Regions from separate parts of the Homo sapiens genome. Here all the other regions are linked to region 3. The links are chromatin contacts, found by Hi-C in ENCODE. All regions are on one chromosome and are shown on one strand. Each heading gives the region's core, a stretch centred on a gene start or an enhancer-like site at or near the end of the contact. The rest is flanking DNA. Distances are from core to core; before and after follow the strand shown.

The links. A loop is a pair of places that touch in the nucleus more often than their neighbours do. Pooled maps may share reads with other maps.
Region 1: a map of B cell shows a loop between it and region 3 (18-fold over the local background). The contact joins the promoter of PALS2 here to the promoter of SP4 in region 3. A Hi-C loop is called at or near these places in 4 of 168 maps with a recorded cell type or tissue (B cell, CD8-positive, alpha-beta T cell and naive thymus-derived CD4-positive, alpha-beta T cell) and 11 of 50 pooled maps.
Region 2: a loop to region 3 is called in a map of gastrocnemius medialis, with 12 times the contacts of the local background. The contact joins the promoter of OSBPL3 here to the promoter of SP4 in region 3. A Hi-C loop is called at or near these places in 3 of 168 maps with a recorded cell type or tissue (CD4-positive, alpha-beta memory T cell, gastrocnemius medialis and naive thymus-derived CD4-positive, alpha-beta T cell) and 15 of 50 pooled maps.

What each region holds. Positions count from the first base shown.
Region 1 is chr7:24,571,484-24,575,284 of GRCh38, reverse strand. It overlaps PALS2 (protein associated with LIN7 2, MAGUK p55 family member), which reads right to left and starts at 1,833. Exons shown (of 12, transcript NM_001303037.2): 1 at 1,692-1,833. RefSeq lists enhancers at 965-1,084, 1,135-1,184, 1,130-1,629, 2,495-2,594, 2,615-2,684 and a silencer at 1,285-2,354.
Region 2 is chr7:24,978,015-24,982,025 of GRCh38, reverse strand. It overlaps OSBPL3 (oxysterol binding protein like 3), which reads left to right and starts at 1,848. Exons shown (of 23, transcript NM_015550.4): 1 at 1,848-2,140. RefSeq lists an enhancer at 379-548 and silencers at 1,689-2,198, 2,249-2,458.
Region 3 is chr7:21,426,652-21,430,549 of GRCh38, reverse strand. SP4 (Sp4 transcription factor) reads right to left here and starts at 2,467. Exons shown (of 6, transcript NM_003112.5): 1 at 2,292-2,467; 2 at 1,758-1,873; 3 at 1-1,261. The coding sequence starts at 2,298. RefSeq lists silencers at 2,174-2,763, 3,144-3,533.

The DNA.
Region 1 (3,801 bases), core at 584-3,083, 3.1 Mb before region 3:
AACCTAGAATGCAAAATAATTCATTTTGACATTCCAGATGTCAAGAATTCGGTGGCATCAGTAAGGACACATACACACCTCTTTCATAAAGATGGTGTGCAGTCTCCATAGGACAAAATTGAGCAATTAAAAGTGTTACCATTTGTGTATTATGTAACCGTAGTCCAGAATGAAGGAAACATGGACCTTAAAGAGTAACACATCGTGCAAACACGCATTTAAACACCTATTTAAATATATGATAGATTTAAGGTACAAATGACCTCAAAATGACACAACCCACAAAAGTTCTTTGTTTACTGTTAACAAGGCCTCAGAAGACATAACTATAATCAGGCCTACTACCCACTACCCTATCATTGCACAGTAGATGCCTACAATAAGCAATATTACTTGAGGTCCGTTGCTATACCTATATACGGAAACTATATACCGCATTACTAAAAATGTTACTTCGCCTGGTATATTCGACCAACATAAGTTTACAAATGATTTGCAAAATTTCACGGGAAGAAATGGCTGCTAAATCATACTCCAATTGAAACGCATTTTAACGCACCCCAAACGTTCTCAGCTACACTACAAGACCACTTGTAATATACTTGAAGCACAAAGTAAAATTCCAACACTCTCCAAAGGCGTAGGAAAGAATAAAACGTGGCTAGCCTGACCTTACCCGGCTGTTTATAAGTAATGCGGAGAATTTTCTGAGCTTCCCCGGCAGTCTTCAATTCTCTCCCTCGCTTCACCCCCACCCCCTACACAGATGCACACCCAACTGATGGAAGTTTAACAAATGTAATCTCGAGCTGCAATCCCAGAAACTGGTAGGATTGAGAATAAACTCCCAGTAAAGTGTTAAAAAGTCCTTCTGCAAAAAAACATCTACCAACCAATCCACATCCTGTCACCACACGGTCGGATACCTCAATCGACTCCCCTGCTGACCCTCCACCCAGCCAAAATAAAAAAGCCCCAGCACCTATTTGGTTTCAGACAAACGTACCGAGAATCCGCGAGCACGATCTCAGCAGCGAACGCCCCCGCGGCAGCCTGTGCTCGGCCCACAGCCACTTTGGCCAAACAACTGGAGTCTCGTACCTCGGAAGTAGCGGCGGTAGTTGGAGAAAGCCTCCTCCCCTACCAACTCCGAGCTCGGGAGAGAACCGGGAGCCGGCGGAATCACCCCCTCTCGGGACAGACCCCGGAGGTGTCAGTCACAGCAACGCCGCCCCCAGGCCGGCTCTCCATTCAGGCTCCACCGCGACTCCCGCCGCAGAGGTGTAGGCACCCAAGCCCCGCGCCCGAAGGGGCCCCGCGCGTCTGCGGCCCTAGCCCCAGTCGGGGCCGCGCCGGGGAGCGCGTGGGGAGCGGCGGCAAGCAGCATGGGCCAGACACGTTGCCGAGCTCCGGCCCGCCCAGCCGCCCGCAGCCAGAGAGGCAGGAGCCCGGCCGAGCGCCCCTTCCGCGCGGGCCGGGCTGGGGGCGGCCAGCAGCCTCCCCGACCGCGGCGCCGCCGCCGCCGCCTGCCGGTCCCTCTTCCCCGCGCCCGCCGAAGCCCAGGTGCCGAGGGGGGCGGGGCGGGCCAGGGTCCCCGCGTGGCGCGCCGCGCCGAGCAACAGGGCGCCCCCGGCCGGCCCGGCGCGCGGCGCGACCGTTACCCGAGCGGCGTGGGGGTCCAGTTAACTCACCGGCTCGCACCTCAGCCGCCTCCGCGCCGCCGCTGCCGCCGCTCCCGGTCGCTCCCCGCCGCCGCTGCTCTCCCTCAGCCACAGGCGCCGCCGAGCAGCCCCATCTGCAAACTCGTGGCTCGTAGTTGAGAACTGGAAATGCGTCTCTCACTGCCCTCCGCCTCCCTCTCTCTCCTCCCCCTCCCTCGCTCCCCACTCTGCCCCAGCTCCGGTCGCCCCCGCCGCTGCCTCCGCGCGCGCAGCCAGCCGCGCCTCAGCCGCCCTCCTCCTCCTCCTCCTCCTCCTCCTCCTCCTCCAGCCGCCGCCGCCGCCGCCGCTTGGGCGCGCTCCCAGCCGGCCTCGCGCGTGCGCCGGACGTCGGGGAGCGCGCGCTCGGGCGCGAGGAGGTGCCACCGCCTCCGGAAAGCCGGGCCCCGCCCCTCCCGCCGCGGCTGGGCGCCCAGGTGGAGCCCCCTCCCAGCTTCTGAGCGCCCAGACTGACTGCGCTCTGCGCCCGGCCGGCTCGCTTCAGGGGTCCCGGACCTGCGCCCGCGAGAGAGGGCTGGTCGGACCCAGTCCCCGCCGGGTCTCCTGGGCCGAAGTCGCAGCTGTCTGTCAGCATTTACGGGTGGGCAAGATACTCCTCGGGGCATAAAACAGGCTCCGCCCTGACCTTTCTGAGAGTTTTACATTCAAGAACCCAGTCGTGGGGCACAAAAGAGAAATGGAACGAGAAGAAAAGCCTCTGGAAAAATCTCCCCCTCCCCCTTCACAGACTCCACTGGATCTGATGTGTATTTGGCAGGTTCTACGGCGCTGACTGTGTCCTTCATTAATTTTTTCCCAAAGGCCCGACCGGGCAGTGTGATTCACACCCGAGGAAATGCATGGACACTGGCTCTTTTCATAGCACCGAGGCTCCCGTGGAACTCCCTGGGTCGGCTTTGCCAGACACTCCCTGGACACAGTTGTTCAGCTCCTCCCCAGCACCTGGGCTTCCCAGACCTCAAAAGGGTGGGGTTGGGGAGGGCATGCCATCCTTTCAGCCTGGACTCTGCGTAGAGCTTGGTGAACTGTGATGAGTGTCCGGATGTGTAGATGACACATTTTGACAGAAGTGCAGATTTAATTTTTCAGTTGAAAGGAACTGAGCAATGCACTGCAGCAGAGACTTCTGGCTAGAAAAACATAGCAAGGCAGCCAGAGAACTTCCGATCCCCTTAAAAGAGCTCTGTGAACCCTCAGACCTGTGACAGGCGGCTTTTGGAAAAACTATTGTGTTCTTCCTAAAATTGAAGAATGTAATTTACATTTTACAAAATGCTTACTGCAATCTTTTCAAACCATGAACGTAGAAAGTGCAAGTCAAACTTTACGTGTGAGGAGTGTTATGAGGTGGCCTCCTCTGTGCAGCCTTTCCTGGCTTCTCTTGGGCACCTTGCACAAACCAGACCATTAATAAGTGTTTGCAGAATAAATGCGTGCATCATGGCCCTTTGGATTCAGAGATGAAGTTATAAGTTGTATTGTCTCCTCTCTTTGTGAATGTGGCAGGCATGGAAGGGAGAGAGAAAATACTATTGATGAGATGTATTAAGAAGGTCCAGTGTCCAAAACAGTGATTTTTGTGTTTATCCTCAACCAAGCATCAAAGATTAATTTACTTTTCCATTAGGATCATTAATTTTGCAAACCAACATGCAGGGGGGCCTTGTACAGTGTTAATTTAGAACCTTCTTTCCTGGAACCACAAACCCAGGCAAAGGTAATTGGAAGCATTTAAGGAGACTCAAACGTGCCCAGGGCACAGAGTAGCTTTGGGCCCCCTGTAGTCAGGATGGCTGGATGAAATGAAGTGGAGTGGGCTCGGAGCCCAAGGCAGAGACAAAGCGGAAGGATGGGGTTTGTCTTCTCGGGGTGTCAGCAAGACCTTTCAGGTCCTTCTTGCTGCCCCAGGCCCACTTGCTTCTCACAGGACACCCATGGGTCCTCCCTGCTGTACCCTACCCAGGCTTGTGAACTCTTTTCCCTTCTGACTCTTAACCTTAACACATCCCCTTGGACCCAGCCACTTAGTTACTTGCCCTGAGCTTCTCTGGGGTTGGGGTGGGAGGTAGGGTATGAATGTCAT
Region 2 (4,011 bases), core at 599-3,098, 3.6 Mb before region 3:
AAAAAGAAAGAAAATAGCTTGAACGAGGAAAGGGACTGGCAGGAGGAGGACAGAGCAAGCCTCTCTCAGAGAGAAATTACAGAAAGACGGAAGGAGGTTTGGGAAAACCCAGTCTAAGCTGCTCCGACGGCGGGGCTGGGCGTGGGCAAGGTGCCTCCTTGGACGGTCCGCGCGCCTGCCAGACGCGTCCTTCCACTACCCGTCCAGCCACCTGGCGCTGGTCGGGCTTTGCGAGGTGGTTTAGGAACCGCGGAGTCATTCGATTTGAAATCTTCTCCAATAAGCTTCTCCGTGTGCCGACGTGGGCAGCATGACAGTGGATTTGCTCGGCAGCATCTCTGGCGCCTCCCGCCCTCGCCCGCCGCCTGCCAGATCCGAAACAGACAGTCCCAGACATTTCGCGAGGGGGATGGTTCCAGAAAGCGAAGATCTGAGCGTGGTGAATGAAATGTGAACAGAATAGCTCCGGAAAGAGTCTCAGAAACCTTGAATTGGGGTCAGTTTGGAGACTGAAAATGCGTCGAGCGCTGCAGGTGGTGGTTGGCAGGGGGATTTAACACTGTGGAGCCCTTACTCCGTCCCAGGCGCTGAGCCCAGCGAGCCACGCGCGGTGCCCAGCTCGGTGAGGTCGGTTAGTTGGGTCTTCAGGGAGGCTAAATACCCTGTATTTGCTATTCCCTTCGCCTGGAACGCTCTGTGCGAGACTGGGTGTGGCAGCTCCTTTCCCAGGCTCAGGAATCTGGGTAAAAGCCACCCTCGCCTAGAGGCCCTCAGGGTGAGCGCCCCATCACGCGCTAAACCACTTTCGAAAGTGGACTTGGCCCTCCTCTCAGTACTAACAGTCTGTCAGCCTTTTATTTTTTGCATAGATATGTATTTTCTCTTCTTTATTGTCTGTCTTTCCACAAAAAATGCAAGCCCCGTGAGTACTGGAGCCTGGTGCGCCTTTCTCACAGTTGCAAGCTCGCAACTGCTCCTGGCATATACTAGGTGCTCACTAAATGCTCATGCCCTTCCCACCCGCCACCTGCGGCACTCGACACATTTGCAGTCTGCAAACTGACCCCAAACCATCAGCTGCTTGCATTCGTCCTAGGATCAAAGAAGGCCATTGGGCTAGTGGGAAGTCAAGTCGGGTGGACTTTTCCGTCTTTCAGGGAGATTTAATAGTAACGACGGTGCTCTCCCCACCTCCTACCCCCTTGCACATAAACTGCACAGAACAAAATCACCCCGGCACGAATCTGCACGACTGCCTCTGGAGGTAGGGTCACGGTCTCCGAGCCCCGGGTCTCACACTGATGCTGTCCTTTGTCATCTCGTGCCTAGAGTGCTGCCTCCCTATGTATTTCCTCTGTTCTCGACTCCTCTGCCACAGTCTGACTTTCTCGGGAGGTCGAGTTCTCCTAGCCTGTGCGACCGCAAGGGTCCCCTGGAGCCTTCTCCGTAAACCTGCCCCTCCCGCGCTGCCCTCACTTTTTCCTCCTTCCCTGGCCCGGAAAAGCCACTAGAGGAACATTTACCGAACGCCTACCGCGCGCAGGCACCGAGCTGGGCCACCGGGAGCCCCACCCAGTGCCTCGCCGCAGGACTCGCCTCCCTCCGCCCTCCCAACCCATCCGGAATCCGGGGTCCCTAGTTCCCCCGCCGCGTCATGGAATCCGCTGGCTTCTTCCGAGGACATCGCCCCACCTCCTTCCCGAAAGGCGACTTCTGATTGGTGAGATTGTGCATCACTCTGCCGCCCTCCCGCCCCCTCGGGGCCCCGCCCCTGGGCCTCTCAGGCCCCTCCCCTGCGCTCCCGCCCTTGCGCGGCTCCTCGGGCTAATCGCCGGGCGGCGCGCGCCGAGAAGTTCTGGGCAAAGTACTCAGAACTGGCCGCGTGCTGGTGGCGCCCGCCAGCCGGCCCGGGAGAGGGGACTTGAGCGCTTCGCGGCCGGTGCGCAGCGCGGCTCCGGCCCCGCAGTCTGTCTGCAAGTGGCCATCCCCGCCCCCGACTCCTGCGGCCGGTGCGGGAGCTGTCAGCTGCACGTTGCGGGGGTACCGGAGAAGCCGGGGTTGCCTTCTCCCGGTTCTGTGCGCTAACCCCGGAGCCCGGCCCCGGGGAACTAGGGAGCGTCTCCGGCTGCACAGCGCTCAGGTGAGTGGCGGGGCGCCCGCCTAAATGGGGCCTGGGTGTCGGGGGGCCTGGCGGCGGCGCGGGCTCGGAAGGGCTGCTGTTTGCGGGGCGCCGCGGTTCTCTGCCGGACCGGGGTCTGTCCGAGTCGCCCGGGGAGGCTCCGGCCCTGGGGCAGACCCAAGCCTGGGAGCTTGGGTGCCGGCTGCAGCTCCCGGGGAAGGAGGACCCGGGTCTCACCCACCCCAGGACACCTTCCCTCGAGGGACGGCTCAGAGGATTGACCGCCAGGAGGAGCCGAGCGCAGGGGCCGCGGCGCAGGTGCGGGAGGACGCGGCGCGCGGAGCTGTCCTGGGCAGCGGGGAGGCGCTACGCCGGGGCTAGAGGCTCAGGAAGCCTGGTAAATTGGGGCGAGCGCGAAGCTTTACCACATCCGCGGGATGGGGCGCGCCGGAGAGACTGAGACAACGCTCGCGGGGCAGGCGCTCCGCTCGCCCGCCTTCCCAACCCCGGCTTGCTCAGCTCCCCGGTGCTGGGCTGGAGGCCCAGGGCACATTCCTTTCTTGTCTGAATTTACATATTCATCAGCTTTCTGGCCCCTTCTGGAATTTTTTTTTTTTGTTAGTTTCCAATTACTACTGTTCAGATCACCTTCAGGCTCACCCTAACTCTCGTCTCAGTGTCTCTCACATTGGTCCTTTCCTGGAGGCCCTGCAGCGTCTTAGTTCAGGGTCTTAGGGACTTATGCACTCTGTCTGAACGTTGTCTACAGTTGGGTTTTCCTACCTCTGTCTCTGTTTATTCCGTGGTCAGGTAAATTCTTTAAGTACTGTCATCATAAGCCAGAAACTCCCAGGCAGCCTCTTAGCGCTGCCCAGCTTCCCGGGGAGCGTTTGTGGCCTCTGGAGTCGCTGATGGGCACTGTCGCAGGTCGTCCAGATACTTCTTAAGCAGGGGCGCGCCGCCCTTCCTTCGGCAACGCAACTTGCTTGCTGCCTTCTGCACACTTGTGCTTGTCCTTCTCCGCCTCACAAGCCACCAGTCTCCTCAGTCGGGACTCTTGGAGCTGAGGGGACTGTGAAGTTGTCGGTTTCCATGTGTCTGCGTACTGCGCAGAGGTGCTTGAGACCCCCTAGGTGTTGCTCTGACCCTCAGAGTTTGAGTATTGGGATGAGGGCATTTAGAAATATTTTAAACTACAGCTGCAAAAGAGATACTTCCACAGATGGGTGAAAGCGAAGGCCTGGCTTCTCATCATCTGCACTGTACCCCGCAAGTATCATACAAGGTGAGGTCCTTGGCTAAAGGACTATACTTGGCTAAAGGAGATCAGTCAAGCAGGCCTAGGTTCTTATGCATCCAAGCTAAATGACCATCCCCTCCAGCCAAGCCACATCACCCGTTTGCTGTTGCTCATAGCACTTAAATTTCTCTCTGAAATTGTCTCTTTGGGTTATTGGGTTATCTGCCTTCCCTCATTAGGATGTAAGTACCAGGAATGCAGAGACCTTGTCTGTCTTGTTCATCACTTGATCCCCTGTGTCAAGAACACGCAGTAGGTTTGCAGTAAACATTTATAGAATGAATAAATGAAACCTTCTCTGTAAATATGAGGAATGAGGATTTCATAGCTGATTTTGATTTTCATCTTTATCCTTTTTTTACTGTTGGGAAAATTAACAAATAGCAATACTAGGAACTTTTGTACATTACCGCATTAAACTTACAGAAGTCTGTTAGCTAGGTATTTTTAACCAGATGGGAAATTGAGGGTCCAGCAGGTTAACCTGTGTTGCCAAGGTTATCCTGGCAGAACTAGGATTCCAGCCCATTTTGTCTCTATTGTGCTTGACCTCTTCGAATAAACTAAAATGTGGTTTCCACCATTAGTTAAT
Region 3 (3,898 bases), core at 1,218-3,717:
TTAAAGTTGGAGCCCTGATAAGCACCTGAGTCGGATTTACTGCTTGAAGTTGAACATTCTGTAAAGGCTGCTGCTGGATGGTCTGAATCGTCTGCCCTGACTGGAGTTGAAACGACTGTGGTGGAATAGCCTGAATGATCTGTTGCTGAGGCTGTTGGATCTGGATCTGCTGTAAGATAGGTTGGCCTACAATTTGCACCTGCTGAAGAGAATTTGATTGATCCTGTGCATTCTGCATTCCATTAGGCTGAAGCTGACTGGAGCTCTGGGCTTCAGACTCAGTAGCAGCAGGTGTTTGAGATTCTTCAATGGTGCGTTCAGAACTACTGGCTGATGTGCTTGCATACTGGCCAGTATCTGCTGAGCTCACTAATGTGTCACTGCTTGTCAAAGACGTTGAAGCAGTGGTTGTGCAGGTAGTGGAGGAGGAGGGAGATTCTGGCATAGTACTGGCAGAAGTAGTGGTGTTGGTGGGTGTGGAAACTAATTGATTCCCATTGGAAGTCCCACTATCAGCAGTAGCAGCAGGCTGGCCAACCTGCCCAGTCCCTCCTCCGGCAGCCACGTTGTTTATCACTGGCAAAGCTAGAGTCACTCCTCCAATGTTAATTGGTAGGGTTGTTACAACTTGAGCCTGAGTACCAGGAAGAGTCTGTAACTGCAGTGGTATTGAAACACCAGGTCTAATTTGGACCGGAACTGTCTGATTTGCCAGGTTTTGAGCAAGAATATTCCCAGAAGCTGTCCTGTTAGCAGCTGTGAGTATAGCTTGATTATTACCTGCAGAAATGAGCTGAATTTGACCCTGCAAATCCTGTAGAGATGAACTACTAGTTGGATTGATTTGAATTTGTTGACCTTCCACTGTCTGAAGTTGTGGAATTACTTGGTACTGTACACTACCACTTGGATTTTGTACTTGTATGACTTGAAATTGACCAGGGGTGGAAGAATTACCTGATTTAGTTTTTGTAGGAGATGCACTCCCGTTATTACTGCTGGAAGAACTAGACGAACTAGAGGCTGGTTGAGAAACGTTATTCTCTTTTGAAGCAGGAGGAGTGGAGGCAACAAGTTGCCAAGCGTTTCCAGCAAGTTGCGTTGTTACCAGTTCTAGCTGTTGTGGTTGATTTTGAAGTTGCACCAATCCTTGACTTGGATCTATAATAATTTGTTGTTGTCCAGTTGCTTGATTTTCACCAGGAGTCCCTATTTTGCTGCAAGTAGCTGCCAGTAAAGCCAGAGGAGAGGGCTGAGAGTCCTACCCAAAATGGGACGGTAAAGGAGAGGGGGGGGGGAAAAAAAGTGGGCGGATTTAGTGGAGGCCAGTAGTTGCCAGGGGGTTACTTATTTTGACAGCTCTACATAACAATTTAGGAAGCAGCAGAAATCAAAAAGAAATACGAACAAAAGTAGATAAGAACTATATGAATAAGGAAGCAAGTCCTATAATATCAAGTTTAAATAAAAGGAAATTTCTTTACAACTTTGTAAAGTGTTATGTTCCTAAACTCAAAATGCCCTTGGGAACACACACACCGTTTTCTTATAGTCTGAATTCCTGATGTAATTTTAAACAGCGTTATACCCTCAAAGAGGTGAAAACTTGATGAATTTACAATTTAAGTTCCACACTCTCAGAAAGATGCTTTGAGTGGATAAACATTTTATTCTGTTACTTCTGGACATTCAAAGGGCATAACTCCCTCTCTCTCCTAATGTGTCGTGATGAATTTTTTTAATTTGTTTGCTTTTACCTGGGAGCCTGAGGTTTTGGGTTTTTTATTGTTATTCTCTGGCTCAGAGGTTTTCCCTCCTTCTGTAGCCATCGCCGCTGCCGCTGCCGCCTCCTCCTCCTCCTCCTTCTTCTGATCTGCAACAAACCCCCCCACCACACACACACGACAACAGGTTATTAGGATTATTATTATTCGTCTTCTTCCTCTCCTCTTCTCCCCCCTCCCCCCGAACATTAATCTCCATAAACCCGCGATCCACGCACACCGGCAGGGGGTGGGGGAGAAGGAGGGAAGGGAGGAGGGGGATATCACAAAACGTGGTTTGAAACCCGACCCATCGGCTCCAGAGCAACACCCAGAAGGAGGTTGTTCTCTCTCAGACATTAAGACAAAACACAACCCTCCTTCCCTCCCCGATTCCCTCCCGCCCTCTCCTCCTCCCCTTAAAGCATCTCAGCGGCCCCGGGGGAGGGGGGAGAACCGAGCAGGGTCTGGGGAGGGAGGGAGAGAGGGAGGCGGCGAAGGAGACTGAGGGGGGTGGAGAATACGTACCGCTCATCCCGCATTAACAGGACAAACCCTCAGACGGAGACACTGGGATAGAGGTGGGTGGGGGTGGGGGCGAGGCGGGAGGAGAGGCCGGTCCCGCCCGCCCGCGGTGGCTCGGAGGAGGCTGTAGCTGGCACAGGCTCTGCCTCTTTTTCCGCGAATGGCCGCCGCTGGGCTGTGGCGTAGCAGCTCCTCTCTCCGCCCGAGCCCGGCTGACTCGCCCTTGATTGACAGCGGCGGCGCGCGGCGCGGGCGGCGGCGCGGGTCGGGGGCGGGGCCAGGGCGGTGCGAGCCTGGCCGACTCCCCACCCCCCTCGGCCTCTCTCCGCCGGAGCCTCCGACTCTCCACCCCTTCCCCCAGCGGATTGGCCGCCGACCTGCCGGGGGCCGGGGCGCTGGGGCCGCCTCCTCTCCACCCCCTTTCTCGGGGTTATTCCTTTAGCAGCTCTTCTCCTCCTCCCTGGCTCCTCTGGCGCTCTTTCTCTCGGCGTTCTAGCTCAGGAGCGCTGCCGGTAGGCCCTCCATACAGCCAAACTTGTTGTCTCAGGATATCCCGCCCCCTACTCATTTCCCAGCGCCCTCCACTCAAAAACCCCCTCCAGCAATCCCTCCAATTGCCACTAAAGAAAAAAGTAGGGCCCTTGATCCAGGCAAGCGAGAGCGGCGGACGTGGGCGCGCGCGGACCACCAACAGGTCGGCGCGCTGGGTGAACTGCCCGCTGCCCCCGCGCAGGGAGCATGGCTTTCCTGAGGCGCATCCGGACCCGGGCGCCCTTTTTCCCTGGCTCTGTCTCCATTGGCTGAGCCCAGGGTGACGCGCGCTGAGTGGTGGGAGAAAGGGGGTGGGGCACTACCGCGAAGGCTGTCGGTACTCGTAGTTTCCGGCGGTCGCGGTGCCTTCTTCGAGGCACCGCCTCTCTCCCGCCCCCGACCGAGGCCTGGCTGCCGAGCGGAAAGCTGCCCGAGGGGGCGGTGGCGGCAGGGCGTGGCCGGGGCCGAGTGGGAGTTGAACTGAGCGAGGAGGAGGGGGAATGGGTGTTGTTTGCCTGGGCCTATCCGCCGCGCGGGGCTGCCCAAACCACCTCTGCCGCCGCCTCCTCGGCTCCAAGCCGCTCCCCGCGGGGCGAGCTCACACCCGGAGCGCTCGGCGATTGAGCGGGCGGCGGCGTGGGGAGGCGGGGTTTGCTGTCCTCGGGGTTTGAATGAACCCGGCTTCTTGAAGCAGCGCCCTCGCCTTGCCTTTCTTTGCTCACCTTCCCCTCAGGCCCCCTGCTTTGAGTCCGAGGCCTGTTTTCTCACGGAGAAGGATCTTCCATTTTTATTTGTTGTCTCTCTGGCTGGCAGCTGGTGCAGAGCAGTGACCCGCCTTCTAAGAAGGGTTGCATCGCGTTTTGCCTAAAAGCCTAAGTGGTTGGCGGAGTTCTAAGCCTTATCTGACAAGAGTCTCCGGGCGAAGAAAAGCCCAGCTCCATAAGGGTCAGCCCCGCTTACGGTGTAGCGTAAGCAAGCGTAAGGGCAAGTGGAATTAACATCTGGCTGCACAAAGCATCTTACTGTCAAATGCACTTGAGCAGTGTCCTGCCTCAGCTTTCCTACAAAGTCCTGAAGTC